Linked DNA regions of Mus musculus: all the other regions are linked to region 2. Evidence: chromatin loops called from intact Hi-C (ENCODE). Cell type or tissue: heart. All regions are shown on one strand. Links, peaks and the distances in the headings refer to the core of each region. The heading gives the core; the rest is flanking DNA. Region 1 overlaps Kcnq3 (potassium voltage-gated channel, subfamily Q, member 3). Region 2 overlaps Lrrc6 (leucine rich repeat containing 6 (testis)). Region 3 overlaps Gm27242 (a long non-coding RNA gene).

Region 1 (10,457 bases), core at 1,215-9,214, 300 kb before region 2:
CTCAAATCCCATCTATGGCACCCATGTAAGTTGTAAGGAAATCTCTAGTTTCTAGAGGTCTGTAAGCTCAGTAACTATTCCCTAGCAATAGGAATACACACCTCTCATGTAGAGCTAAATGTGTCACTTTTAAAGCATTGCCAAAGTTAGATCTTTGCACAATAGAGTTTTCCTGGTATCTCTGCAGTGCCTGCATGTGTCCCACCATCCCTCTTATATCCTCCACTGAATCTATTCCATCCACATGTGAGGGTTCTTAGGATCATGATGTGTTTTGATGACCTAGGAATTTTTTCCAGAAATCTGTGGGTACTGAGAATCCACACGTAGGCAATTGTAGGCAAGGCACTAGAGATTCATAAATAAGGGAGCCCTCACTCACTGCTAAAACCAGTCTGGTGTAGTAACTACAGGAGTAGCTATTTGATTATGATTGTGATAAACCTTGCAAAGAAAAAAGTCCTACATAGAGTGATGAGGAAATTTCGAGAGTGGGTCTTGTCTTGATCCTTTCCAGATGAGAGATGGGTTTTACATTTACCCTGCCCTTCGGTGACTCTGAAATGCAAGACGTATGGCATGGAGTGGGAAAATGAGCTCATTAGTACAGAACATGGCACATAAGAACCCATTAAATAGCTTGTACCAACAGTAACAAAGTCAGTGGTGGCAATAGAATGGTGGCAATGCTGAGGGTGCTGGATGGTAATAATTGTAATGGAATGTGACAATAGAGTTGGGATGTTTTGTTGCTGAAGGTGGTTCTGATGGTGATAAAATGGTAGTGATGGTAATGACAGTGATGATGGTAACAGTCATGGCGATTCAGCTATGGTGATAACACTGATGGGAATGATAATAGAGATGCTGATGTTGACTGTAATGATGATGATGGTGATAATGTTGTTGCTGCTGCTGCAGCAGCTGGATGATGACAGTGGTTTTGACTAAGGATGACAACAGCAGTAAAGCCTGTAATGGCTGTAATGGCTGTGACCATCCCTAGTCCTGCTATCCCTTTCACAAAGGATCCAGGAGTCTACTCTGCCAGTGAGTCAAGAACCCTAAGCCATGTTGCTACCCTGTTCTGCTCTCTGATCCCCCCCAAAAAGGAAGAGTAGCATTTCCACACTGGCATCTCCAACTGTCTTTCTTGTGGCCTCTGTTCATGCCAGCATCACCTCACTGAGAAAGTGCCAAGCTCTTCAAGTTGAACTGGAGCCTCGATAGGTGGAGGCGGGAGCATTTGCAAAGGTTATGATGACTCAGGCATCTTCTGAGAAGCCCTGGGTAAAAGGAGATGGTGATATACTCTCAACAGGAGCAAAGACTAGAGTCCTTTCTGCTCCTCAGCACTGCAGCTACAGCTTGCTTCACCACCCCTTTAACTGGCTTTGCAAGTCAACTAATAATGTCTCATTGCCATCTCAAGATCAACAGCAACTAACATTCAACTTCAAATCCTTTGAGGCCACTCTTCCATATCTGTCTAGACCAGTCTCGAGGAGGCCCCAGGCTGGAAGGCAAATTTCTACCAAGCAGCCACAGGTCTCTGATAAGCCAGAGCCTAGAGAGGAACCAAGAATCCTCTATTGAAGCTGATTGTTCCAAGTAGAGCTCTTTGAGAGGGAGAGGAGAAAAGCATAAAGCTGCCTAAGCTAATGTGGGGGATGGTACACAGGCACATACTTTGTGTATGCATGATTGAATCGAACCTTTTAAGGCAGGAGCTCTGAGTTCTGTTTTCTCCATCCATTGCTCTGCATGAGCTGGTACACACTTATAAGGTATCTGTCTGGGGCCTGTAAATGATGAACTATATGCTGCTGAACTGAGTGTTAGAAAGATCCATTTTGCTCCCAGATGCCATGATTCTCAGTAGGAAAATATGGTGCACAGAGAAGCTATGAAGTAACAAGCCTGGGTTCTTCTACTAACTTGCTACCAACAAATAGTGAAATCCTGCCAAGTTCCTGCTTTGCTTTCATTCATCAAGATTTTCAAGAGCCTGGTAATCCCCTTTTCCTAGACATCCTACCCCACAGTGCAGTAGAGCAAAACTGCATTTGTTTATTCTGTTCTTTATCCTTAGAACAGATGATTTTCCCATGCTGGGAATCTGAGCATAAACAGGGTTGTATTCCCTTCTCAAATGTGGAAGGAGCAAGGAAGGTTAAAAACAACCAGTTAAACAACAAAATAGGCAACACTGACAAATGCAATAAGGAAAAGGAGCAGGTCAAATGGAGCAGAGAACAGTTGAAGCCTCATTTACTTAAATGGTCAAGCCAAAGATAGTCCTAATGAGAAGGAATGACTCAGGCTGAGACTGCAAAGGCTGTACGAGAGTTATCCTGGAAAAAAGGAGGAAAGACAACATCCTTATTTTAGATGAGAGAAATAGACCTTGTTGTATCTCCAAGGTAGCGAACGGCTTGACAGTTCTTCGAGCCCATGTTACACTTCTGTATTTCAATTTACACTAAAATAATATGCCAGAGGGCATTGCTAGGACTTACCAGGGACCTGGGATTGAGAGAGGCATTAGGAAGTCTATGAGGGTGACTTTAACTAAGACTCCTAACAGTGGGACATATGGAACCTGAAATGACGACCAGGCAGGACACCCAATAGAGGGATAAGCATACCAACCAATCTACAAAACCTTTGACCCAAAATTTGTTCTTGCTTTCAAGAAGTGCAGGAACAAAGATGGAACAGAGACTAAAGGAATGGCCAGCCAATGACTGGCCCAATTTGAGATCCATCCCATGTGCAAGAATGAAACTATTAGTGAAACTCTGCTAGGATTGCAGACAGGAACCTAGCATAATTGTCCTCTGAGAGGTTCCACCTAGCAGCTGATGAAAATAAATGCAGAGACTTATAGTCAAACAGTAGACAGTCTTTTGTAAGAGTTAGGGGAAGGATTGAGGAACCAGGAGAGAATAGGAACTCCAGAAGAAGACCAACAGAATCAACTAACCTAGACCCTTGGAGGCTCCCAGAGACTGAACTACCAACCAAAGAGCCCTGGATTTAGCCACTCCTCTACCTAGAATGTATGTAGCAGAAGTGCAATTTGGTCTTCCTGCAGGGGTGTGTGTGTGTGTGTGTGTGTGTGTTTGTGTGTGTATAGGAGGAGGCTTACACTAACTCTGTTGCCTGCCTGTGGATCCTGTTCTCTTAACTGGGCTGTCCTGTCTGGCCTGAGTGGCAGAGGATGTACTCAGTTTTGCAGTGACTTAAGGTGTCCGAGTGGGTTGGGACCCAGGGGCAATCCGCTCCTTTTCAGAGATTTAAGTGTGGAGCAGGAGCAGGGTTGGGGGGATGAGGAAAGAGGGAGGGGCTGGGTGAGAGTGGTTCTGGGAGGAGAGAGCAGGGCTGCAAACTGGATGTAAAGCAAATAGATAGATAGATAGATAGATAGATAGATAGATAGATAGATAGATAGATAGATAGATAGATAGATAAATGGGAAAAATACACTATAAAGACTGTTCCTATAATTTAACTAATTCACACCTAGAGGGAAGTGAACTGATAAGCAGGAAGCAATGCTGGGTAGATGAAGAAGCTGGGCCTGAACTGTTCTGATGGGGAATCAGCACCTTCAGAGGTGGCTACTTAGCACTTCAGATTTCTCTGGGTAAATTTACACCAGAGGTTTTCTAATTTGCATAAAAGCTGTTAGAAATAAATGTTTTATGAGTGTAATGAATAGTATTTGCATGAGAATCTGGCAGGCCCTACTGCCTAGAGTGTCCCTGCTGTGTGGGAAAGCCATAGAATGTTCTGGGATTAGGCAGAAGTTCTGGGGTTTGTCCTGTTCTTGAACCTTATATGAATTACATTTGGCTAATTTATTGCAGACCAAACCCTGATCCAACTTCCCTCCCTTCGCAGTGGCCCTGCCGTCCTATCAGAACCCACAGAAGGTAAGTCTTGGTCCCGAATATCATCATGTCCACTTCAAATAACCCTCTCATGACATTAGAGTCTGTCAAGTAGGTTATAATAATGTTCATTTATTTCTTAGTTTTCTATATGTGTAACACGTTCACAGAATTTAACCTTAGTTTTGCTGTCATTTATCACATTTCATTTGTTAACCAGGACATAGAAACAAGAATAATAACATACCCATTCTGTCTCCAGGTCTGACCCAGTGCCAGCTACAAGAAATCATTGGTGTATGTGTAGCTTGTAGCTCAGCAGTAAAGGACATATGAAGTAGGAGTGAAGCCTTGGGTTTGTTCGCTAGCTCGTGCGTACTTGTGCACACACACACACACACACACACACACACAAACACACACCCAACTCAACCCTCCCTCATTTACAAGCTATCAATATACTGAAAGAATCCGATTATTTATAGAAGAGCTAGATTGCGCTGTCGATTTTCAATAGCCATAGTTCTGCATATATAAACACAAGGAGTTGAGCAGGATCATCAGCTCATAGCAGTTCAGTACAAAAACCTAGACTGTCAAAGTGAGAAGGAGCTCAGCCACGCCCTAATGCTATGATATCCTGATGCTCAGAAGAAAATAGCAAATCAGTGCCTGAGGTGGTGCCTGTGTCTAACTCACCCAGTTTCTACTTCACTACATTAAGTGTGTAAAATGTTCCTGGTTCCATCAAATGATACTGGAAAAAGTCCTCCGTAATGTCACATTTTCAATAACAAATCTAAACAAAGCATTGACTTGCTTCACACCAACGTATAGAAGGCAAGCAACAGGAATAGAAAGGAACAGAGAAGTTAGCCAGCTTTGAAGACATCATGGTCACATAGATGCCCCTGTCCCCTCAATACAGCTTCTCATATGACTTTTCCTGGGTCAAGAACCTAACAAGGACGTTAGCAGATACACTGTAAGCAGAGGTCAATGTGATGGTTACATGAGAAGATGACTTGGTGCATACAGCTAGCTGTCCAGCCCATCATGTTCTTGGGGAGGTGACTTAGCGAACGGAGTGACAGATCCAGCCACAAGATGGCGCAAGCAAATGACAACTCCAAATGAGTTTTTTTTCCCCTCTGTTGATTTTATTTTTTATTTTGGCAGACATGGTGCTATTTTAACATTGTTATGGAAGAAAGCTGGGTGACTCATGTCTCTTGATTTGCATAACGGATCACATGGCCTTTTGGATGGTTGTGGGGTGAATTCTAGTTAGGAGTCTTTTCCTTTTGGGGGAGTTTTAGTTCCATCTGTGCTAAGTCCCCACTCTCCAGTCTCACCTAGTTCTACCATTAGCTTGATAACTGATACATGCTAGCTAGGTGCCCAGTGTAAGAGAATCACAGATGAGTACAAGGTTTAGACACAGCCCTAAATGGACAGAGAGAGAAGAAATAAAAAAGGAGAGGAGGGGACAGGAGGGAGGACAGTCTGCAGGACTGAAGGATTAGCAGAAGAGACAGGTGCTGTTCATCTCACTAGTTTTTGACAGGAATATTATTTTAGACTTGGGGAGCACTGGGATGTGTGCTCACTGTGCACCAGAAGCATCCATCAGACAGGTGCTAAGTGTCAAAACAGAGTGTGGAGAAGGCTAGATAATTCATATTTCAGTCATAGCTTTTTCCTGAGGAGAGGGACTTTGGGGTAGAACTGATAATCACCTAGGGTCTTTTTCTCTCAACTGTAATTTGACTTAGTTGCTTCTGTTTATAAACAAAAAACAAGAACAACAAAAAATGTTGGTTATTTGTAGCAATAAGATGAGGCCAGGTGTAAGAAAGAAAAGTGACAGGGCGGGGGGGGGGGGTGTTCTTGGTCATCACAGTGAGTCCACATTTGTTCAGTATTTTCCCAGCTCCCTCTGGCCTCTGATAATTTCTACTCTGTGTATCTCTCTGCTGTACCAGGCTCAGCTGACCAGAACAGGTCTTGGATGTGATCATCTCTGAGATGGGAGGGCTCTGATTCCCCCTACTGCAGAGCTCCTGCCAAGATCTCACTGAACCTCCAATACACAGAACTGAGAAAATGTGAAGAATATTTACAGGAGAAGCTTCTGGCTTCCATGCTCTCTCCTAAGACAGAATTCACTAGAACTGTCCTTCCATTTTCCAGGCCTTCCCTTCCTATAGGTAAATTTGCATGTGCAAAACTCAAAATGTATTAGCAGCCTGGAAGACATTCCAGCTACAGTCTGCTATGGTCAAAGCAATCTCCACAGAAAGCAAACCAGCTGTAACTTGCAGTTGTATTGCAGCGATGGTTCTTGGCGCTAGACTTCTAATATTCTAATATTCCTTCTGAGGGATATGGAGTCACTAACCCCAGACAACTTGTGTTCTTGGAGCAGCACACCTTCCTGTCCCTGTAGACAACTGAGAAGGCCCTGCGTCGCCTTCTCAGACTCCATATTTATACTTCTAAATGAGCCTCTTCTACTTTTAGTGGCCCTATTCTTTCCTCAGAGAAATCCCACAAAGCTGCAAGCAGTTTTGTCCTACTCTGGATCAAGAGCCATTCTCCCTTGAAAACCCAAGATCTCCTTTTCTGGAGGTTCCGGTTCACTGAATACCTCAGCTTTCCTTGAGTCTGCCTCCCTCACTCATGCCTTTTACCAGCCAGGCCTCTGCTCACTGCTATTCTCGATGATCAGCCACTGGCCTACAGATGGTTTAGGCACTAGGGTCCATGTTCCTGCAGCTTGCAAGAGCTCATCTTCCTATTGTTCATAAACAGGGCATACTCTAGTGGGCAATGAGGAAGAGCAGAGCTTCTAAAACAGTCCTCAAAGGAGCTAACAGCTTGATAAAGACACAAGTGTATCCTGTTCTATATGCTACTTAATGAAGAGCTGGTCTATTTAAGGGAATGCCACACCACACCTCTAAAAACCAACTGAGGTCAAGATGTAGAATGTTTCCTTTCTCCTCAGTGCAGAGCTGTGGGCTCCGAGTGCTTAAAGTACTGTTATAAAAACCCTCAGGCTATTTTGTTACTCAGTAGTGAGCCACGGCCTGCTTCTATGAGAGCTTTTCTTTTTTCTAGTAAAGAATGGGATGCCCAACCAGGCCTCCTAAAGTACTTCCTTCACAACCACAATGGCCTGCCCTGGCAAGAGCATCTTCCCACATCTCTCCTGAGTTAACCTGCCCAGAACAGGCTATGATTTAGGTACAGCCAATCAACACCCTGCCCCTCTGCCACAGGGATGGAGACAAGGACTGGCATGAGACTAGGAGTGGACCAATCAGAGCCATTGTCTCACAATCTGCAATAAAAGTTTAATCATGAGCATCCAGAGAAATAGCTTCTGAGTCATGAGCTGTCACAACTGCATGTTGTGGCTGTGGAAAAACTGATAGGGTGAAAGATGGAAGCCGGAAGGATAGAGAAGAGAGAGGGGAGAGGCACATCGGGGAGGGAGGGTGTCCAAAATTAGTATCCTATATCCTGCGTTATGAGTCACAGACCTTCTTGTGCTTAGACTAGTCCATGGAGACGCTGTCACTTGAGACCATGTCTAGGCTCCATGGATGTGCCTTCACTTGCCAATTATGCTTGATCACTAGGCTTAATCATCTGGGGCCAGAACCAGCTTTGAGAAAGATTCCCACATGTACTCTTCTGAAGGGTGGCTGGAAGGAGCCAGGAGAAACATGTGTATTTTCGTGCCAGGAGGTCAGGGAGACAGGGCTCTGTGAGTAGCAGCTGTGGATAGAAACAACACATTTACACCGGAGGGCAACCACTTGGGCTGGCAATCTCCCTCTGTTTTACTATTCTTGCCTGTAAGCTGAACGGAACCACAGGATGGAACATTGGCCGCATGGACATATCAGCTGATGCCTGGCACATCTGGAGACTCCAGGAGTATTAGCCCCTCCCTACCCAAAACACAGTGAGAGACAGGTTTCTGTTCTCCCTATGACTTGACATCAAAGGTAAATGTCTGCGCCCATTAAAAGCACTGTTTTCATAGGATAAATGTGCCAAATGAACTTGCCTGAGGCAGCAGCTTGCACTGAATCTAGCCTAACTTCTTGTAAATTGGAGGAGTTTATCAAACACCCCTTCAAATCCCTTCAACTTTCAAAGACTTCTATTTTCTGGGTAAGTGATATAATAATTGCTTTAAGAATTGCAACATGCTAAAGACCTCAGTTTATTGTCCTTATTTAGTATTTATCACAGTTATATGAAGGAGAAAAAGGAGACTGGAGCACAGAGAGGGTAAAACAGCTTCTCTGATGAGCACCGAGAAAGTGGTAGGATCGGGATTAAGCTCTGGTTCTAGGACCTGCATCTTAACTACTATAGTGAGAAAGTGCATTGGTATGAATGATAAACATGTACATACACCAAAGAATGCACATATACACTTCTATGCAGACATCCACTGTACAAATGTATGTCTACTTACATGCACATAAGCACACACATACAAGAATATGTGTACTCTTTGTGATATCTGCACACATTCATGATACATATTTCTGTTATGTTGAATGTGCTGATACATAGAACATACAGTACGACTGCTCATATCATGGCTGCCTCTTCACCAGCCCCTGTTACCACCTAGGCAGCTGAGTCTTTTGGCTCCAGGCACATACTCTTGCTCTGAGCTTTCCTGGTGGGGGAAATTGGCCCACAGACTGAAAGGAGAGTTTCCCAGGTCACACAAGCTAGTGTTATCTTCCTTCAGGCATACCTTGTGTCTGGCAGCCCAGGATTGGCTTCCTAGATTTTCTTTTATCTTCTTCCTCTGGATGATATTTCTTGGGGGAGAGATCTCAGGTATCCTGATAGAGGAGGTGCTTTGGGGAAAGGCCACCTTGAATCTAGCTCAGGACTCCCTAATTGCAAGCTTTGGGCCATTGTGTTAGCTCTGAGAGATCTCAGTTTCTACTTCTACAAGATGGAGGGGAAAGATTTGGTTCAACAAGAGTTTTGGAAAACTCAGCTCTTCTGAAATGTAGAACTAGATAGTTCTCTGTCATGAAGAGTTGTTCTGCATATAGAGTAGTGATCATAGCAGCATCCCTGTCTTAATTTTGGTTGCTATTGATGTGAGAAAATGCCATGACCAAAAAGTAAGTTGGGGAGAAAAGGGTTTATCAGGCTTACACTTTCCTATCCTTGTTTATCGTTGAAGGACATCAGAACAGGAATTAAAATAGGGCAAGAACTTGGAGGCAGAGGCTGATGTGGTGTCCAGGAGGGGTACGGTTTACTGGCTTGCTCAGCCTGCTTTCTTCTAGAATCCAGGATCAGCAACCAACGGATGCAACCACCCATAATAGACTGGAACTTCCCTATCAACTGCTAGTTAAGAAAATATCTTATAGCCAGATCTTAGGAGAGTACTTTCTCAGTTAATTATAGTTTATGCTTCAATTTGACACAGGACCAACCATCACGAGCTCTGATCTCTCTTTACTAGATGCTAGTAGCAACACATTACCAAGTTATAACTGTGTCTACAAATCTTGTCACATTCCCTGGGGTAACAACTGCCTCTCATGAAGAACTACTGGGTAAAATGGCCTCCAAGGGGTCCCTAGATCTAGAGCTCTGGGTTCAGTATCATTGTGATACTCACACTGGTAATGGCATTCAGTGCCCTAAGTCCAGAGACCTCAGGCTGTTAACTACTTGTTCCTCCAGGTCCTATATTGAGGCATCCTCACCAGGTTCTGTACTGGGGCAGCTTAAGTCTGAATTGCTTTCTTCCCCACTCTTGAGTGTGTCACTGTCTCTACGAAGGGTGAATTAGTGATTTCCTCCTCCCTATCACCTTCAATTCTAGGAGAACAAGGCAATTACTGGATGTGGGGAAGACTAACATAGGATAGGCAGGTCTTTAGCTTTTCTCCACTCATTCTTAGACTAAAAGCATGACATGGCTGGAGGCTGCCTTCACCAAGCAAAGTGATATTTTGTTTGTTTAAATTTTTTAAATGTTATTTTTATCTGTGTCTGTGTCTATGTCTGTGTATGAATTCATGCAGAAATTGCAGAGGCCAAATGAAGGTGTCACCTCTGAACCTGGAGATGTCAGACATTATGAGTTGCCTAATGTGAGTGCCTGCAGGTGAACTCTGTCCCCCTGCAAAAGCAGCAAGCCGTCTTAACTGCTGAGTCATCTCTCCAGCCTCAGGATGATGCTTTAAGGACCACACATTCACACATCTCCCTAGATTATTTGAGCATGAGAGCTATCAACTAGAGAGACTCTAGACCTCCATGGAGTTGGCTAGGTATGTGCTCAATTTACAGGCTTCTCTTTCTTTTAGGAATGGCCTATGTTCTAGTTTGAAAAAAGTAAAGAAGGCCATTGGCTTTGAAGGAAAGACCTGCTTCCAGATTTACCAAGCTGATACATGCGCCAATCTGACTGCTGTGTTGTTCCTTAACTGCTTTAATATACATGTGATTAATACTGTGATTAATTCCTCTCTCAAAACTCCAATGGCCAACTCT
Region 2 (10,457 bases), core at 756-8,755:
GTAAAACTGGCTAACTAAACACAGTTTTATCTTTTCATCCCACTATTACCAAAGCATTAAGAATGAGGGTTATGGAAGCTATATCAGGACATGGGGACCTGATGTTCAAGGTGAAGAAACTAAGATTAAACCCTAAGATTTAAGATTTCGTGTGCTGTGGCAATGTTGGAAAAACAAGCAAGGTGAAGCGATAACAGAAGTGGTCTTAGAGAGTCGTTATTTCAAAAATTGCCAATATGACAATATCTGATATTTAATATATACAAATAGAAGAAAAATTTATGAAAATGACAGAAAACTAAGACACAGTTTCTGTGTTTTTCTCTGATCTCCTACTACAAGAGAAAATAGTCAACGTGTGCTAAATGCATCTGTTGAAATGCCACAGCAAAACTATTTTTACAACTACTGTATTTTAATGAAAACATTAAAGGACTGCGGAAACAGTGGGAGGGACCTGTGTTTCGAATCCCCAGGACCCATATACAAAGCTAGGCATCACCATGAATGCATGCCTGCAACCACAGTACTGGGGAGTGGAGACAAGAGGATTGTTTGGTCTTACTGGCCAGTTGGTCTAGTTAAAAAAAAAAAAAAAGAGTAAGCTCTAAATTCAATAAAAATGCCTTTCTCAATAAAGATCAACAGAGGAGAGCATTTGATGGTGTCCTTTGACCTCCAGTTACCCACATACATATATGAGTACACACATGAATATAACATATAACTGTGAAAAGATAGCAAAATTCTTTTACAGGCATAAAATGTGCTTATAACCTATATGGTAGTGCCTTATCTAATCCCAACACTGTGCCTATAAGAAAAAAAGATTATGATAACTGCTATTTAAGGTCAGATTGCTAATGGTGACACTTGGCTCTGTGATGTTGCTTTCATCACGGAAGCTGGCATCTAGTTCTGTTCCCTCTCCCTGTACCTGGTCTGATCTGAGAGACTTCCTAACTTATAGACTGCATCCATAATGAAGTAATCCTGACTGTCTCTGAGTATGGGATGCTCAGTAATGCATACACTGTACACATGAATGAAGTATGACATGGTACTTCTTAAGTATGTACAATTTTTATGTTCAAGTTGGAATGCAGAAAACATACACTAAGGCCTGCTCTGAGAACACTGGGATTCTCAGAGGCCAAATGAAAACTCTGGCTACAAGAATTCACTGACCTATCAGAGTTTTAGCTGATATAGAAGCAAGACAGGAACCATCAGCCATGTGCCCTGAAATTCTGACTTACAAAACCGTGGGACGGGATTGTCTATTGAGACATAGCTTCCTTTAGTTTGTTTCTTTGCCACATGAAGGAATTGGAACTCTAAAGTATATGAAGCAAGAGAGTACCAGTGTTCTCATAGCTTTTGAGTGGCTGAGTTGAGGCTTGAACTTAGATCTGCTTTCCTGAAAAGCATTTCTGAGCTGGCATATGAGAATCTCTGCCTGTGTTACTGCTTTACAAATTTCATTTTTATCCTCATCATCTTCATCACGATTGTCATCATTATCATCGTGACCATCATCTTCATCACCACCACAGCTGCCACCATCATCATCATCATGTTAAAGTTCTTAAGATAAAGCTCTTATGCAACACATATTTGGCTACCTAAATAACAGCATTTGTCACCACCAAGCCAGGAGTGGCCTAGGCTGGACTGAACTTGAATGCACAATGGTGGAAAGGGACAGTCTTTTTTAGGACAATAAATTTGGTTTGTTTTATCTTTAGGTTTAAACATGAATGTTCCATAATCTTGGTTTAGCAGTATATTTGTTTCTACATATTACATGTGTGTGTATTAAATCATATATTTTCAAGATTAAAGTCACCCATGGAAGGGTATGATTAAAATTGGATCAAAGAATAACTGAGCTGTCATGTAAAATTAACCTAGACTCTACTTAATAAACTAACATGAGTTTAAGGCTAAAAGTCCCAGCTCCAACAGCACCAAAAGTTTCTGATCAGCCCCTGGTCCCCAAACAATAGAGATGGATAATGGTGATGGGCACAGAGAGAGGGTTTCATCAATGGGGCTGTGTTGTAAGGGGCAAATGGAAAGAACCAGCAACTCCAAGTCTAACCTTAGGGTACTGCCAGAGCTTTAAATTTTAACAAGAAAATGGGATAAAGGGCAAGCGGAGAGTATAAGTAAATAGTCACGGTCAACATGAGCACTCGCTGGTCATGTTATGAGTTCTGATCTTCGAGGTGGTCTCAAGAAGTCCTGCTCGCCCAGGAGGACAAGCTCTTCGGCTGTCCTGGCCACTCAGACTCAACGCTATCATCCTAAGGACAAGGGTTCCTAGTCTATGGGACATAGCACATCTGGCTTCTGAATGCACGGGATGTGATGCTTGCCCACCAGGACAACTGTAAACGGAGCTCCCCAGGGAATGGATGCACTTGTATTGATTGCTGCTGCTTGACTGATTAGCACCTCGTGACTGTGGAGAGCTGGGATACTGTAGACACTAAGCCAGATTGCCTTCAGCTATCCTTAGTCCCTTCAGGGCCATTTAGCACTCACCTTCTGTGTCTGATCCAGTGTCCTTCCAACTACCAGGCAAAAACCTTCAGAATGTATGAAATTAGCAGATCATGAGCTTCCAGCAACTCGGATGCCAGACAGCATCAGAACCTGCAATGTGGTTCTCTCTGCTTTGCTGTAACCCACTGACCTAATTTCCCCATAACATATCTGGTACATGACTTTATGTAGTGACATGGGAGCTCATGGACACTTTCACTATAGACACATGATCTGGGGGACACATTCTAGGTTATTTATAGGCCCTGGCCCTCCTACTTGGCTCAGAATAAATAATCTCTTGCTACCTGCGAGGTGAGAACCATGCATTGTGCTGACACTAATATTACATTTACCTTGGGAAGCTCTGCAAAACATTTAATGCTATTTTTCTTTCATGTAAGAAAAGCCTGATTCACAAGATGCCAGCAAGATGAAAATGTCATGGTTTGGGGTTTTGCTATGGTTTTAAAAATGAAAATCTCAGGACTCTCTATGTGTTCATAATGGTTAAAACAAAAACAAGTTTTTACTTTGCTTAGATGTGGTCTAAATGTAAAAAATATTACACCGCGTTTTTCATGTCACAGATGAGCATGTCCCAAGGTGGCCAACCGTGACCAACCCTTCTCTGCCAAGGCAATCATTCTCTCCTCCACCCTTTGCTTTCTATCCTAAAAAAGACCATCAGTAGTAGACTGACCCATCTACTGGTCACAAACACTTAGTGCCCTTCCCTCCCCTCCAGGTTAGGGCAAGATTGTTCTAGGAGACGATCAGCAGGTACCTCATTCTACCCTGGTGAATCCTAAACGGAGAACAGAGAAGAGGGGGAAGAAAGAGAGAGACAGGTTTCTTTGTTTTGCTTTCCCCATCCTCCCCCTCCTCCTCTTTCTCCTCCTCCTCTTCTTCTTTGCCATCTAGGAAAAGAAGGGGGACGCCATTCCCTTTTTTAAGAAAAGTCTGAGATTTACTGTAGCAGATGGACTGAGTCATCCATCCATCTTCTTCTCTCACATCTAGCCCTTCAAATCAAACCAAAAGTACATGCATGCCAGCAAAAAAAGGGAAAAAAGAAAAAAAAAAGTAAAAAGAAAGAAAGAAAAAAGAGTCCCTTTTCTCTTTATGTTTCCCCTACACACTTCTAATCTTGATATGCATGTCCCCAAACTAGCCTGTACCCAGTTCCCCTTAGGGCTGGGAGGCACAGTACAGAAGGGAGCACCTGCCCAGACAAAGGTTAGAGGCACACAGCTGTGACTGTAGTTTGCAAAGTTCAAACCACAATAGCAACGATGTTGCCCTCTAGTGGTAAATTATCAGAACGTTTGTTAAAAGGGAAGTCCCCGACCAGCAAGAGCTTCTCAACAAAAACAAGCCCTGGATAGCCCAAAACAGGAAGGGGTGTCATTAACTTTCTGACAATTACATTAAAATGTATTACCATGAACTTAGTGCTGAGTGAATGCTGCCATTCCTTTTGGCCACAAGCTAACAGTGACAGAGCTGCCGTGTACACCAGTAGTGACTGACTACTCTTCTAAAACAGGAAGATAGTGATAGAGCTCTGAATCTCAGTGCTGATCCTGATTTGGGGCTTTGACGCTGGCAATTTCCAGGTTTTGAGGATAGAGATTCAAAAGGAACAATGTGTATTTATGACTGTGGGCTGTCACTGAGATTACTCTTTCTGCATGGGGAGGCAAAGAGACTAAAACCCCTGTCCCAAGTGAACCCCTCCCTGTTTTAGCTATTGACAGATGGGAGTTGGGTGGCAGAGCAGCTTGCCTGCCTCGGCTCCCCGCCCCTCACTCTGCAGCAAGGCTGACAGTCAACGCGCTCCACCCACTCACAGGGCACACAGCCCTGCCACACACAGGAGAGGTTGGCCAGGGAAACCACCTCACAGCTGTGAGCCCACACCAGCCACTGGACACACAAGACTCTCTGTGTTTACTGTGTGACACCAAACTAACCACCTCAATAAAATAGCCCCGAAGAGAGAGTGGCGATCAAGGAAAGGCATCCAGGGAATGGGAAAGATTAAAATCAGAGTTCTAACTGCATCAAAAAAAATATCATCCATGATATCATCCATCCAACAACAATCGCACCACAGAAAAGCAGCGATCGGTGCAGGAGGGAGTGAGAAGGTAGAAATTGTGGCCAAATCAGAGTTAATTGAAAATGAAATGAATTCTAGAATGAGAAAGAATTAACATAATTATTCTGGGATTTAAATCTGGTGCGATGTCTCAGACTGCAGAATAAAAAGACAGACTAGTTTAAATAGACATGCAGCTTAGGAGGCATGGAAGTTCCAATGAATATAACCACATCCAATTAATAGAGATGGGGTTATGAGAAAGAGGAATGATTTTAAAAAGACAATAAAGGAAGAAATGATATCTGAAAATAAGATAGGAGAAAAAAAGAAAAAAGGAAGTAGGGAGTAAGGAAAAATGTCAAGAATTCTTTATCTGGGAAACTTCAAAATATTTTTTTTTAACAAGTAAACAAAAACTGATGTTTTTGCCAACAGAAGATCTACCATACAGAAATACATTAAATGGCATCTTTGAGGTTGAAATGAAGACATGAAATGAAGATATGAAGATATTAGAATCAATGTATCAGCTGTTGTGGGTAGGGCTTTTGCAGTCACAGTGGTAAACTCCAGGGCTATAAGCCACTGGGTGGCTATTCAAGTGTCATTCAAGATACTCTGTCCTAACACACAGCCTGTTACCATACAGGGTTGGCAGTTGAGAAGCGTGGACAGGGCATACCAGGCAGTGTGGACCAGCAGTGCAGAGCACCAGAGTTGACCAGCAGTGTAGACTAGCAGTGCAGAGCAGCAGTGTGGACAAGCAGTGTGGGCCAGCAGTGTGGACCACCAGTATAGACCAGCAGTGTGGACCAGCAGTGCAGAGCAGCAGTGTGGACCAGCTGTGTAAACCAGCAGTGCGGACCAGTAGTGCAGAGCAGCAATGCAGACCAGCAGTGCAGACCAGCAGTGTGGACCAGCAGTGCAGAGCAGCAGTGTAGACTAGCAGTAGTGTTATGAAAAGTGACAAGAGCCACACCAAAGAATCCCTACACACACCTACCAAAGAATCAAGGACCCAAGTGCCCATGTTTAGGGCCTGTGAGGTCAAAGTCAGTGACATCCTGAAGAGACGGATGTTCAGAGGTAGAACATGTATCTGCAGTGATGTATCTTCGGCCCAGAAGGAGATAATGCAACAAAAAGTTAAAGTCATGAAAACACATGTGTTCATGATAGTTCTGATCCTTCCAAACCTGTTATTTAGCATCTTCAAATTCAAATATTACAAAAAGGATCCACAATAGAAGCAACTATGTGAGTAAATGCAAAAGTCATATAAACTCACTTTTTTTGTACTTTTCTCTCTGAGCTTATTTTTAAATGACTATAAAAATCAGTCATCATAAATCTGTACTGAGGGGTAAGTAATATATATATAAAGATATGGTTTGTGGTAACTACAGCAAAAGGGAAAGACAGCAGCATGAATACAATAGCAAGGTCTTGTCTACTGTTGAAATTAACTTAGCATTAACTGGATCTAGACTGTCCTAAAATAAGATACGAATTTTAATTCCTGTGATGCAACAAAGAGGGGAGGGGAAAGGGTGAATAGGGTCAGGTATGGGGAGGGCAGGAGAGAAGCCCAGAGGGCCAGAAGAATGAATGAAAATAAGCAGCCTCAGGGGATGGGATGTGGGAGGACCTTCTGGAAAGCACTAGAGACTAGAGAGGAGAGAGAAACAATCAGAGCTCTATGGAGGTCACTTAGCCAAAATGCCAACATTAGAGAGAAGGAACTCAAAGACTCCACCTCCAGTAGATAGACAAGTCTTCAAGTAGAGGGACTGGGTTACCAACTTATAGTCAAAATTTCTGACCTAGAATTTTTTTCCTGTCTAAAGTGGAAAATAGACTGAAGGATCCCAATTTGGGATCCATCTTAAGGGAGTGGACACTAAAGCCTGACACTACTACTGATGTTATGATGTTCATAGAGACAGGAGCCTGGCATGGCTGCTCCTCTACTGTCAGGAGCCATAATAGGACAAGCATATTACTAGCAGGAATCTTTCCTAAAACTAGCAGCTGACTGAGACAGATGCAGATACTTAGACCCAACCACTGAACTGAAGTCAGAACCCCTATGGTTGAATTAGGGGAAGGATTGAAGAAGCTGAAGGGTAGGGCAACCCCATAGAAAGACCATCAGTCTCAACTAACCCAGACCTCAGGGAACTCCCAGAGACTGAGCCACCAACCAGGAGCATGCATGGGCCAGACTGAGGCCCCTAGTACATATATAGCAGAGGTCTTCCTGGTCTGGCCTCAATGGAGATATGTGCTTAATCTTCAAGAGACTTGAGGCCCCAGGGAAGAGGGGAGGCCTAGTGGTGAGGGGAGCATTCTCTTGGAGGTGGGAGGGGGGAGAAATGGGATGAGGAACTGTGAAAAGGGGGACCAAAAGGGGTGGGTAATGACTGAAATGTAAATAAATAATGTAATTAAAAATAAAAAAGATGATTAAAAAATATATAGTGGGTGTTAGAAATCCAAACGTGGGTCCTTCTGTTTGAGGGCAAATACTTTACCCATTGAGCCATCAGCAAAAGAATTCTTGATAGCTAAAAAGGTGAAGCATCCATTCTGCGTGCCTATCAACCAACAAACACAAGATGTGGTGTCTCTATGGTGTGCAATATTATTTACCCATGAAAGGAAAGGACGTACTGAGACATCCTGCAGCGTGGAGGAGTCATTGTGCCTTAAAGGAGGAAGTCAGACACAAGAGACCACACTCGCTGCTGCTCCATTTGGATTGTGTTCAGAAATATGGGGAAACAAGGTGATCTCGAGCTGTCATTTGTGGGTAAGGAGGGGCACGAGTACAGTAAGTACCGAACAATATGGCATTTCTTTTTTTTTTTAACGATGAAAATGTTCTAGAACATACAAGTCTACCAAAACTGCTGGACTGTGCATTCACAGTGGTGAATTTTATGGTATGTAATTTATATTTCAGTTTTAAAGAGTGTTTCAACCATGATACATTTTTAGAAATTTTTGAGTGTCTTTTGATACAGTTTACATGGTAAATTTGAAATGGATTGGAGAAGATATGTGTGAAAAATTAAGATGTTGAAAGTAGAACGTAATACAAAATAAACCATATTTAGGAACTACAAGAGAAGAGATTGATGAAGTTTAGTGTATTAGAGAATAAAACATCTGCATACTAGTATCATAACTGAAATACACAGAAGAGTGGTGTATCAATGGAAAATATCTGTACCACATGACAATGGTTTAGTATCTAGAATGTATAAGAGTATACTTCCCAAAATGGCAAATCAATAGAAAAACTGGACAAAAGATAGGAAACACCTTAGAATTCACCTGAGGAGAAAGAACTTTTCACAAGCATAGCCAATATCGAAAGCAAACAGTGCTGAGTGGCTCAGTGCTCCTGAGTACATTTCAGTGTTGGGGAGGCATTTTCTAAGCCATACAGAAATGACACTCACAAGGTACAAAGAGGTACAAAGAGGAGCTGATACAATCTTTCAGAAGAAAAAGAAATTGGCAGGATATTCCAAAATCTGCATATTGAAGCCGAGGAGTTTCAAGTCTAAATAAAACCCCAGGAGGGAAGGCAGATGGAAAATGCACAGAGTGGCTGAAGAAGGGTGTGCAGTCGCCAGTTCATTTTAGCAAAGCACTGGAATCCTCAATGTCCATCTGCAGGCAAATGCTTGGCACATCCCTGTGTATTTACGTCATTATGCAGCCTCCAGTCCCTGTTTTTGCATAATAAGATATTGAGGTGATTTCCAGGAAGAAATTAACTTTCAAAATATTATTTATAAGGACCAGAGTGAGAGCTCAACAGCTGCTGCCAAACATGAGTTAGATTCCCCGGAATCCATAGCCATAATATAGGACAAAACTAACTTCTACAAGTTGTTTTCTGAGATCCAGATATATTCTCTCTTCTTCTTCCTCTTCCTCTTCCTGTTTCCCTCTCCTCCCTCTTCTTCCTCTCCTTCTCCCCCTCTCATCACCTCTCTCTCTCTCTCTCTCTCTCTCTCTCTCTCTCTCTCTCTCTCACACACATACACACGTTGTCAAAAATGTTAAGGATGAGATGTACAATATGATCTGATTGATAGGAAGCAAAACTAAAGAGAAATACATGTAACATATTCAAGATGTCAATTGCAGCTACCTCTGATAAGGAGACCAACCGAGGAAGGGATGAAACATTTCTGGCTTTGAATTTACATATCACTTTATTGTTTAAAGTTTTATAAGAACTAAAATGATCAAGATTTATGTAAAATATAATTTTAAGGTAGCCCCTTTGTATCTACACTACCTCATAAATCTACTTCCAAGTTTTTATTTACTCCATGAAAACCAGGAAAATTCTTACCTTCCAAGTTTTCAATTCTTTCAATGTTGTTCAATGCTAAGTTCAAATATTCAAGTTTCTTCAGTTTGCTAACATTTTCTGTAATACAAATAATATAATTAATTGGCCTTCAGTAATATTATTTTATAACTGGTCATGAAAATGATACAGAGAAGCAAAGGATTGCATGTGGCTAGTGGCTTTTCCTATCTTTATGGTCTTAGTCGCGCTTTCCACTGCTGTGAGAAATCACCTTGATGAAAAGCAACTTGGGGAGGAAAGGGTGTGTTTCTTCTTACACCACCTGATAACAATCTAGCACTGGAGAAAATCAGGGCAGGAGGAACTCTCAAGGCATGAAACTGTAAGCGGGAGCTGAGGAGGCATAGAAGGAGTGCTGCTTATCGTGCTGTTCCTCATGACTTGCTTAGCATGATATCTTACACCATCCAGGTCTCCTGGCCCAGGGGAGGCACCACACAGTGATCTAGGCCCTCTCACACATCAATCATCAACCAAGAAAATGCACCACAGTTTTGCCCACAGGCCAATCTGGTGGGAAAATTTTCTCAATTGAGGTATCCCCTTCCCAAATGTCTCAAACTTGTGTCAAGTTGACAGAAAACTAGACAGAACATCTATACAACAGACACAAGGTCACCTGCAAAGCTTTCCTCTCTTCCTCCCTTCTTCAGAGTACTAATGTTTGCACATGTCCCTATCCATCTCCAATGCCAATGGCCTACATTTAGGCAAGCTGGCCAGTGTACAGGACTCAGTAACTCCTGCTCAGTACTTAGGCTTAAGTCAACCAGGCCGCATCATTTCCTGGAAGCTATGTGCTAAAGAAAGGGACACACACCACAAGTATTCAAAGTCAGTTAGGCAAAAACTCCATGTTCTCTGCTTTGGGACTGTATATATCTTTACTACAAGAGGATAACAAGGATATAACTGTTATCTCCTTTAGTCATTCTACTTGGTCATAAAGGAACCAGCTGTAAATAAAGTTTACTCTGAGATGATGGAACAGAGAAAAGGGACCCACTGCCCTTGGAGTCCTCTTTATCTCGTCCTATAGGTGGACAGCCATGAGAAGTAAGCTTTCCTTAACTTAAAGCTAAAATGAACCTGTCATGAGATTATGTATCTTTTTAAAATAAATCTGAAAGGCCATTCACACAAAACAAGTATGAGCTAGACAAAGAACTGCTGTTGAATGAATTGCTGTTTTTAAAATAGTTGATAATAAGACACAGCTAACTATTTGGTATTTACCATATCATATTCTAGGTATTTCACCTATATTAGATTTTAAAAGCCGTTTAATTACGTTTGTGTATTGTGTGGAAATGTATGGGTATGGATGAATGTGTCACAGGATGTGTGTGGGCATCAGAAGACAACTTGTGGGAGTCAGACCTCTCCTTCCACCATGTAGAGCCT
Region 3 (10,457 bases), core at 1,247-9,246, 180 kb before region 2:
AGATGAGTGTTCTGGACCTGGGTATTCATCACTTCCAAGAGGAGTCAGGAAAACACAGCTTTCTTTGAATCCATGTAGAGTATGTCTTGCTTAAGGGAGACACAGGGCACTCTGGTTAAAAGAGAACTACCCTCCGTAAACTCGTGTATTTGAACACTTTTCCTCTATATGGTGGCATTGTGTAGGGATGTTACAGAATTTTTAGAATATATTACCTCACTAGAGGAAGTATACCACTGAAGGCAGCCTTTGAGGGTCTTACCCCATTTCCAGTTCCTTCTCTCTCCCCCTCCCCATCTGTCTCTCTCCCTTCTCCCCCTCTGTTTTCTCCATCTCTTCCCCCTCCATCATCCTTCATATGAATGGTAATGTGATCTTGCTTCCTTGCCCATGCCAGTCTCCCACACCATTGTGGACTTTATCCTTCTGGCCGCATAAAGCAAAATATTCTTTCCTTTATAACTTCACACTCAGTTCTGTGGCTATGGCCACAGCAACAGAAAAGTAACTGAAATGTGGGGCAAGCGCATACTTTGAGTCTATTCCTATCGTGAGACAGAAGGAAATATGTTTGGAAAGAAAGGAATCCAAGATATCCTACACACACCTTTCTTCTTGAAAATTCAGAAGCTTCCACAGACACTAGGATTGTCTGATCCCTTCCCCTTCTCCATCCCCTGCTTTCTTCTTTCCTCCCTGGGCTTCTCTTTATATTAGGGCAAAGGAGGTCTTGCTTTCTCACCTATAACAACCTTCCTGAGAAGTCATGGGAAGCTATGAAAGTGTATCTTCACAATGTCATTCTGCAGAGGAGGGCAGCCTGAAGGATAGCGTTGAGGTAGCTCTAGCTCTGTGACTGATTCACCTGACCCAAATCTTGCATCAGTTTTTTCATCTAAACAGTTGGACAATATTCTATCCAGCCTATTTGTCTTGGTCCATGTCCCATCTCCAGGCTGTGCACCTGTAATAACAACATTGCTCCAAGGAATAGCCTAAGGGAAAGCAGCTCCAGGAAGGCACAAAAAGAACGAATGAGTTCTTAGATAAGTGGTGCTCACCTTCATTCCATATGGCAATAAGAAGACTTTCCTTGTAATTAAAATTTTTACATTAACCTTAATTAAAGTAATTTAATTAGGTGATAAAATCAACGTAATTTTCATGTTTATTAATAGTGGTTTTGCTGTTGTTCCTTTAAATACTTAGATTGGGCGAAATAATCTATGCACTGGATAAACTCAGCTATTCTTCCTTCCAGTGAGCATTTGCTTGTTTTGTTTCCTGGTCATTCATTGCTCTCCATCTATAGGAGATAGGAGAAACAGTAAAGAGACTCAGTAGTTAATTCAATATTGTTGTAAAAATGAGATCTACAAACGCAAAGCACTTTGTCATGTGTCATCATTGCTTTTCAATGCCCAGACGTGTGGTAGATGTTCATTATCACCATCACCATCACCACCACCACCATAACCTCCACCACCACCGCCACTGCCACCGCTGCCGCCACCACCATCATCACCATTTGCTGAATGCCTACTGCATACCTGTCACTTGGGCTGAGTCCTTTACAGAGATTATTTTATTAAATCCACATAGCAATGTACAGGATCAACATTATGCTTACTGTTCTCCATATTAACCACAAATTAAATGAGACAGAGATGTTAGGTACCTGGTCCAAAGTTAATATGGCTGAAAAACAACAGCTATAGAATTCAAGCCTGGAGTATCTTATTCCTTTGTCTGTGCTTTTAATCGTAGTACAGTGTTCATAGAGCACACTGGGCCAGGTAGGAATTTGACACAAGCAAACAGTTGGACGTGAATCAGAGTATAGAATTGCTAGCATTAATAGGGGAGTTAATTGGCGGTAAGCGTGAACAGAATAGGGGCTTTGTGGCACAGGCTCATGAATATATTATGGATATGAACAGTGACCATGAGGTGCTTCAGACATAGACAGGTGTGACTGAGTTGCAGGGATTCAAGAAAGGGCCAATGGCTGGAGGATAACTTGGAATGGGAAAACGAATTCAGTGAGACCAACTTCAAAGCCAAGGCCAGCTAAGAGGCTCTAAGGTCCAGGAAGAAAACAGTGGGATCCCAGAGGGGAAGGTCAGATGCATATGTAGTTTAGGGAGTGTTGGAAGCAAGATTCAGCACCAGACAAAATAGAGAATCATTTGACACATTAAAAATGGAAACGAGTTCACCCAGTGCCACAGCAATTCTTCCTACTGACGAGGCTCCTTGACCTGTCTCTGGCTCCAGTAATTGGCTACTTTCTCTCACTAAACCAAGAGCCTCTCCTTTGAGTCTTGATTGTTAAAATCCCTATATGTCTATGTCATTTACATATTCCAGTTACCCACTTCCATTTTCTTGCTAGTGAGCCCCTGGATCTGAGTTCAGGAATTCGGGAGTTGAATGGTCACTCAGGCAAAGATGCAAGTATTTGAATATTCAATGTATTTAAAGGAGGGACATCCAAGACACATCTTTCTATTTCCTTTGCCTACTGGGCACTTTTATGGAGAGCAGATTTCTATGCCTCCATACCTCAGCCTACAGATACAGGCTTAGTGCTAAGAAGAGAACCACAATGACGCCACCTGGAAAACCTCTCCTTGGCCTACTCTGGTTGAAAAAGATCCCTTGTACCCTAGTCAGTCACAAGCATGCATGTACGACATTGAATTCCAGGTCTTCCTCAATTCTCTTGAAGAATTCATTCCAGAGAAGAAGCTAAGAGTGGGTGTTAAGAGTGGGACAGGAGGTTGTGGGTACGTACACAATGATGGACAGAAGTCAAGCTATTGAAACAACCTGTTCCAAGAAGGAATTCTGCACACCCCTAATGCCAAATGTTTGACCATGGGCAGGTTCAATGATTGGTCCTCAGCTCCCCTGTAACGTAGGAATACTATTAATTACTTTGAAAGGCTATTTCAGTATTAAGAGAGTTAACACCTGTCAAACTTGCCACATGGACTTAATACCTGCTTACTGACAAAACTATGAATATTATTGCATTCAGAGTTTTTAATACTACACATAGTTATTAATACTACATCCAATTTAGAAGAAAACTTTTGGGTGCCAAGTCCAATATTGATTCAACACTGACCCACATTTTATAGAACAGCTCAGCTGTATATTATGATACACAGGTAATGAACTGAAGTGCTTTCTGTTTGTATTTATAGAAACCTGAGTGTAGACATTAGTTTGCTAAGATTGCTGTGACAAAACCACCCTGGCTGATGTATGCCACCAAAAGGGCTTTCTCACAACCTGGAAGCTGAAGAATGACAGCCACATGCAATGCTACTGGGACCTGCAGAGGATGCTCTCTATGGCTTTCAGGAAAATGACATCCTGTTTATGGTCTCCCCGCTTGGTTTTGGGCCATCTGTGCCTCTCTGGTTCTTTCTGACTGTCCAAATTTTCTCTTCGTAGGACTTGAGTCAGATTGGCTAGGGCCCACCTTGACAGCCTCATTTTGATTCAGTTGCTTCTTTAAATATTTTTGAATTTGTGTGTGTGTATGTGTGTGTGTGTGTGTGTAGGGGGGGAGTACACATGCTACAGTAAGCCTGGTGCAGTTCAAAGAACACTTTGCAGAGTTAATATTCTCCTTTAACCTTTATGTGGGTTCTGAATATCGGACTCAGGTCTCCAGAACTGCACAGAAAGCTCATTTATCCACTGAAGCCACCTTGCTGGCTCATCAGTTGCCTCTTTAATGGGTCCTATGTGCACATATAATTATATTCCAGGTCCGGGGTGTTTGGACTTCAATGTATTAATTGGGGATGAGACCCAGTTTGGCTAATGGCATCATCTTGCTGCAATGGTCTCATGTTCCAGCCAGAGGTCATCAGTCTAGGCTATCAAATGTTAGCCTAGTTTTATGTCTAGTCAAATCCTTTTCATTCCACGTGAATATCTCTAGAGAGGTGCAGAGGGTCCTTAGCCCTCAACCCTCCAATTCTTTTGTGGAGCGAGTGGTGCTTCCACTCACTGTGCCCTGGAGACCCTCTGTGGCCAGGCTCTGAGCAAAGCTTTACCTTCTTGTCACGACCACCCTATGAAGCGGGTGTGGGCTGGAGGTTCGTTCTGGATGTGTGTGCATTGCATAATCTCAAAGAGTTACCAAGCAGGGTTTCTAGTGTGTGCTTTTCTCAAGAACCCAGAGGATAGTGTCACCAATACTGGAAAAATTCTACACACGCAAACAAAACCCCCCATTTAATAGGAATATTAGAAAATATGCAGTTCAGGTGTTTCCTGGGAAGCCAGCGTTAGCGCGGGCTTTTGTGTTTAAAGTCCTTAGGTTTCTATACCAGCCCCATCTCTTTCTAAGTGGCCTCGGGGAAGCTCTGCCTGCCTTCTCATTATGGAAACTGGAGGAGGACATATATCTCTACTATGCTGTGGTATGGCTCAAAGCCAACAGAGACTCAGAGTCCTTATTTTTACCTCAGACTGGTCCCTTGGGTCACCTTTTTCTTTGTCTTTGCATCAGGGATCTCTGCATTTCATTTCTTCTTGTTGTTATTAGCCCTGTGTTATATGCCATCTCCTGGTTAATAACTGACTTCTTCAGAAGGTTAATGAAAGATGTGATAACTTAATATGCAGGGTACTGGATTAGTCAGAATTTACCTGTGCCTTGGTTCTGTTCTTTGATGCTACAAATTGAACATGAAAAAAGTATATGAAGACAGCATCTTTCTTCCTCAAAGAAACATTTCTTTATCTTGTGTTAGCATACACAGCATTTGATTTTTGTTTCTTTTTAAAAAAGAATTTGTGAATGGAAGTTCACAAGTCGGGATTAGCAAACCAGTTGTCTTCAGTGGACCAGGCAGATAGCTAGCAAATGCAGCTCACTTAAAGCGCTATGTACAACACCTGCCACAAGAGGGAGCTGTTTATAAACCGTAGCAACAGGTGTGATTGTGTGATGATGAAGAAAACGAGAACCAGGAAGGGGCAGGGGAAGGAATTTTGCGAAAGAGGAGAAACACTTGGCCCGAGCGTCTTATTGTCGGTCCTTCCTCATTTGTCCATACACAGGGCCATATCCTTCACACCACCTGTTCTGGGGAAGGCCTTGGGAACTATGATAAGCACATCTGACTTTGGCTGCAAGCTGTTTTCTGAGAGTAACACTTCAAGTGCTTGCCTACATAGGCTGCAAATTTCTTCTTCCTGTTTAGATTTTTTTTCCTCATGAGGTATTGATCCTACTAATTTTGTGTCAAAAAAACCATAAATATCTTGAAATGAACCCATGAAAATATTATCTATCCCTTATAGTCTCTGTGTGTTGTACTATTGTTTATAGTTATCAAACTGGGAGTAAAATGTCTGCTCAGGAGAATCCTCTCATCTTGTAGCTCCCAAACAATTCTGTGCACCAGAGGGATAGGTGATGTGCTAAAAAACTGATTGTTAGTGCCCCGCATGTATTTGACAATCAAGATGAGAGTAAAATACACCCATGGACATCTTCCCCCACTACAGTTGACAGACTCAAATAGCAGACCATGTTTGTCTACAAACTCGACCATAGTCCACCCGGCCACGTTTTGTTTCACCTCGGAAAAGGGACAAATTGTCACAACAGGATCCCTGCAGGCTTCTATAATGCTTGTGCGTGAAGTTTCTTTTTCACTTTGAACCCAACTTGTGATGGATTGAAAATCAGGAGAACAGTTACTTTTCAGAAAACACACATGCCCCCATGTGTTTGAGAGGTATGGCCCCAACTGATGCTGGGTTTGTTCGCATAACTTGTTCTGGCTGGGAGAAACATGTCCAGAAGTGAAATCAAACCCATTTCACCCTTAGGCAGCGAAAGGGTCACAGGTCCCTTACTTGCTTCTCCACTTCCACTGAGAAGAAGGCACCCCAAGTGAAGCTTTGTGAAGCACAGGAATCCTACCACCTCTCATACCTATGATCAGGCGAAAAAAAGCACTGATGGAAAGTAATTCACATCTTTTTCCTAAGAAAAAATATTTTTATCAAAAGTTATTCTCTGAAGTTCTTTCAGTGGGATGACAGGATCCTCCTAAGAACATCTGATCCAACATGGATTGTCTGAACCTAGACTGTTTCTTGTTGGAGCCGTTAATTGACAATGCAGCGGGCACAGGCTAAGCCTCTAGAACACTGACAGTCAGGCGAGTGAGCTGCTGCATCCTGGCATGCCATGATGCGGGCCCATAGAAGGAAAACTATACATGTTACGTTTCATGGTCTTTTGAACATTAGCCTGGTTGGCGTCTGCTACCAAGTTTATCTCAGCTCTCACCCTCTTCTTGCGCTCTGTTCTATAAAATTTCTCTGGGCTTGGTCTTACTGATTCCTTCATATTTGGCACATTCGCGGGCAAACTTTGATGCATATTCATAAGTAAATATATACATATTTATGGAATGTGTTTAGCTTTAAAAATAAGCTTTAGTCTTCATGATGAAGTGGGGTTCAAACTTGGACTTCTCAGTGTAGGCTTAGTCATAACTGAATGGGCAGCTGGAAAAAGCTGCCTGTCCTTACAGTTTCAAAGTGTGAATATAAGGTGAAGGGATGGAAATGATGGCTTCTTGGTTCTGATCTGCAGTTGGATCTCCCATTGTGTTGTCAGGTAGAAAGAATGCTGGCTTCTTGGTTCTGATCTGCAGTTGGTTCTCCTGTTGTGTTGTCAAATGGAAAGAATGCAGCAAACTCATTTTACATCTGTAGATGCCAAGAAGTATCGAGACTCAAAGATTTCCTCAAAGCACAAGACAGGTGAAAACCTTCAGGGCACAACACAGGTGTGCACACATGTACACAAGCGCACACCACACACACACACACACACACACACACACACACACACACACACATTAATTAATCTGTAGCTGGTTAACATTGGTGAAATATCCCTCAGCCTCATTTTCCTGGCATATGAACATGGAAATAAGTATGAGTGATTCATAAAGCAGCTATAAAATGACAAAGGACGTGTGCCTACTATAGTGCCTGGCGCACAGCAGCTGCTCTATGAAGGCCATGCGGTCCCCTTTCCTCTTAGCAAAGTCAGTTTATTCAAGTGAGCCCAAAGTTCAAATCTAAGCTTGCCTGCTTTCTTCTTGCAGCTCTGAGAAGTTTAGAAGGCATTCTATGCCTTGGATCTACTGCGTGCAGCATGGCGATGCCAGGATGCCGGTCCAAGCTCCCAATGCAACACCAGGACTGATGGGCACAGGTACCACACTATAGGTACTAGAGACGTTCTCTGCCTCATGAACAGATGAGGAAAAACAGGCAGAGGGAAGGTCAGAGGAAGGACCAATGAGCCACTTTGGTGAGGAATTTTAAGCTAACACTGTTTTAAAAGGCAGACCAACATTAACAGAGACTTAGACCAAAAACTACAGATTGGGGAAATCAAATTAGCAGTTGGAAGGAGCAGAGTTACATGGTAAAATAGTTCCTATTTAATCAAGAAATTATATAAACCATAATTTCTAAAAATATTAATGGGGAGTATTATGTATTCATATGCAATTCTGGAAGATTTATGCCAGTCTTAATGTCTGGAGATGCCCTTCAAATTTTCCATCTGCCCTGGAATAGGTCTAATGTGATAATAAACAGGAAATTGACTGGGCCAGGGGACATGCAGTTCTGTTTTGTACCATAAAATATAGGAGGCTGCTGACATTGCATATTAATTAGCTGATCCCTTCCTTTCCAAATTAAGAGCTCAGTTTTGAATTACTTGCACGGATGCAAAACTTGGCTCTGTGATTTTTGAATGCATTAGCTCTCATTCACCAAAAAAATTTGGAGCACCTAATTGTTTCTAGGATCTCCCAGGCAAAGGATGAGGTAAACACACAACACAATCCATGGAAAAGTCTCTCTTTATCTAAGAAACTGACGGGGGAGGGTGAAAGCAGAAGTGCTTATGGGAAATTGTTCTAGAAACAGCCTGGCTTTTCCAGAGCATCAAGGAGACTTTAGCTCATAATCATTGGAAACCTATGAGCTTTGGCCTCCTCTGTTTGGGTCAGAGCTCCTTTTTCTCTGCTTCCTTGTTTATTTGTCTATGTTAAAAATCTTTGATTAATTGTTAAATAAATAGTCGTTGCACAGTCACTACATGACAAGTATTCTTTTGGATGGATGCAGAAGTGTAGCTATGGTCAAAGCAGGTGTGAACTCAGAAAGTCCACATTCAATTAAGAGAGAGCAACAGTAAACATGGCATAGAAGAACTGTGCTGTATTATATAAGCATGAGATTGCTCCTGATATTATCCATTGCTGTGTAACTCACATCCCCAGACTTACTGCTACAATAGCAACAGCGAGTCTAAATCCTGTTGAAAACTATGGGTCCGAAATTTTAGGAAGACAGCACAGAATGGGGTGATGTGTTTCTGTTCCATAATGTCTGGGCTTCGCTTGGAAAGACAGGAGTGTCTGTCAGTGGCTCCTGTGGGACGAAGTCTACTTATGGCACACATTCTGCTAAGAATGGTTAGAAGCTGGTCTAGCCTGCGGCTGTTCATCAGAAATCCTACATGTCCGTTTCTAGTGCAGTCATGTCAGGATAATGAGGCTTTGTATATGATGACCAAGACTCCAACAAATGACTGATGCCTCAGAAGTTGCCTGGTGTCACTTTTAATGCTAAGCAAAGGAGATGTGTCTCATGGAGATGAGACACAAGTTCAGAAAAAATGCACAAACAATTAGTGATTGTGCTTTATAACCAGCACCCTACTTTAGAGTTAGCCCATTGTCGGATAAAGGGCTTTGGATTTGGAGTTAGGCAGACCCAGAGGCAGTCAGTACAACTGGCAAGCATCCTTATGTTAGCACACATCACTGATGGGTGGGTAGGTCAGTCACTACACTGGGGGGTGGGGGTGGGGCTGTAGGCTGTAAGGTGAATCAGAGGGAGTACCTTTCCCCTGAGTGATCATGGGTGAACATGAAAGTCAGGTGACTAGGCCTGGTCATAACAGTCTGCTGAGGTCAAGGACAGGACACACAGATGGCTGTGGAAGCATCTAGGTGAAAGAATTCACTGAGTGAACCCAATGCATCATGTGCTATGCTCTGCCCTTTGTTTGTTTGCATAATGAGAATAATGAGAACTATAAGGCTGGTACTAGGGTTAGACTGCGTAATCTCACACTCTAGCATCTTCATACTACTCTACTGGACTGAAGAAGCCTCCCATCACTCTCTGCTCTCCTCCTGTTTGCCTGTAAGTCTCCTTGTGTACTTATTCGCTTTCTAGGCTTCCCATGCTAGGAGGGAAGATACACAGAATGTTGTCCTAGCTTTCGAGCCCAGAAAACAAGCTGCTGTACTGTGTCCAGTTAATCCTCCCCTTCAGGGATCTCTGTGGCTCAGTCTCTCACCTTTCACAAATGCTGCTGAGACTGTGCAGTCTTCCGTTTGTAACTGTATCCCTATAGCCCTGCCATGATTCTCTCCCAGCTTTCTTTTCTTTATTCCATGGACGTCCTGTAGCATATTCCAAGCACATTTCACATTTACTATGCCTGTCGTCTCATCCCCAGAACAGGAGCATTCCATAAAGGCAGAGATCTTTGTTTTCCTTAGTGACACACTGAATGCAGGTAAACATGCCATTTCACCATGGAACTCCTTTGACAGACCTGGAGTGAGGTCTGTGCCGAGTCACCAAGGGTCCCTATAAGCAATGTGAGTTCAGGCTTTTCCCCTTAAATACCGTAAGAAAAGCATTACAGACAGTTTTTTACAGAAGTGGACATGAGCTGGTTTACATTTCTATGTCATGCTAGTTGCCATGGAGAGAACTGGAGAGTTCAGGGGAACCAGTGGGTGTCACTACAGGAAGCAGGAGAGTTGTGGGTGGCTCGAGTCCAGGTGTGAAGACTGGGGAAATAATGGGATTGGGACAGCTGTGGGCAGACTTGGAGCTGGCAGGACATGCTGACCTGCTGAGCACAGGGTGGACAGAGGCAGAGAATCAATGAGTGCCGCCAAGTGTGAGTCTTGAATTACAAAGGACAAAGTGATATAGTTTACTGATAAAAGTAAGGCTGAAGGGGTGTGTGTGTGTGTGTGTGTGTGTGTGTGTGTGTGTGTGTGTGAGAGAGAGAGAGAGAGAGAGAGAGAGAGAGAGAGAGAGAGAGCACGTATGTACACTTACATGAGAGAGGTGCACAGTGTGCTATGCATGCATGTATGTGTGAGGCACAGTCTGCTATGCATGTGTGTAATGTACTATGTCTTTTGCATGTGTGCAATGTACAGTGTGCTATACATGTGTGTGAGAGAGAAACAGGGTGTCTTATTGTCCTCTAAGATGTCAAATATTGTACAGTTTTTTTTAAGCTAAGACCTGGACTTCTTGGTCACCTAAAATCACACTGTGTACAATTTTAG

What was found. A loop is a pair of places that touch in the nucleus more often than their neighbours do. Peaks named below come from ENCODE experiments on the same cell type or tissue, not always from the same donor. Only the 100,000 strongest peaks of a DNase experiment are listed, where the experiment ranks them.
Region 1: a loop joins it to region 2, with 5 times the contacts of the local background. A loop is called at or near these places in 5 of 42 quality-filtered maps.
Region 3: a loop joins it to region 2, with 8 times the contacts of the local background. A loop is called at or near these places in 14 of 42 quality-filtered maps.

Annotation. Positions count from the first base shown.
Region 1 is chr15:66,167,519-66,177,975 of GRCm38, forward strand. The region is part of intron 1 of Kcnq3 (potassium voltage-gated channel, subfamily Q, member 3); the gene reads right to left. Among named protein-coding and RNA genes, the nearest start is that of Gm27242, 110 kb to the right of the region's middle. In heart, for the core only: a CTCF peak has its summit at 4,996 (motif pointing right); no DNase peak of the experiment used is centred there.
Region 2 is chr15:66,472,209-66,482,665 of GRCm38, forward strand. It overlaps Lrrc6 (leucine rich repeat containing 6 (testis)), which reads right to left. Exons shown (of 12, transcript NM_019457.2): 3 at 9,033-9,110. Among named protein-coding and RNA genes, the nearest start is that of Gm31006, 23 kb to the right of the region's middle. In heart, for the core only: a CTCF peak has its summit at 3,861 (motif pointing left); no DNase peak of the experiment used is centred there.
Region 3 is chr15:66,292,660-66,303,116 of GRCm38, forward strand. It overlaps Gm27242 (a long non-coding RNA gene), which reads left to right. Exons shown (of 5, transcript XR_875391.3): 3 at 7,161-7,270. Among named protein-coding and RNA genes, the nearest start is that of Kcnq3, 11 kb to the left of the region's middle. In heart, for the core only: a CTCF peak has its summit at 4,934 (motif pointing right); no DNase peak of the experiment used is centred there; H3K27me3 peaks cover 1,270 bases.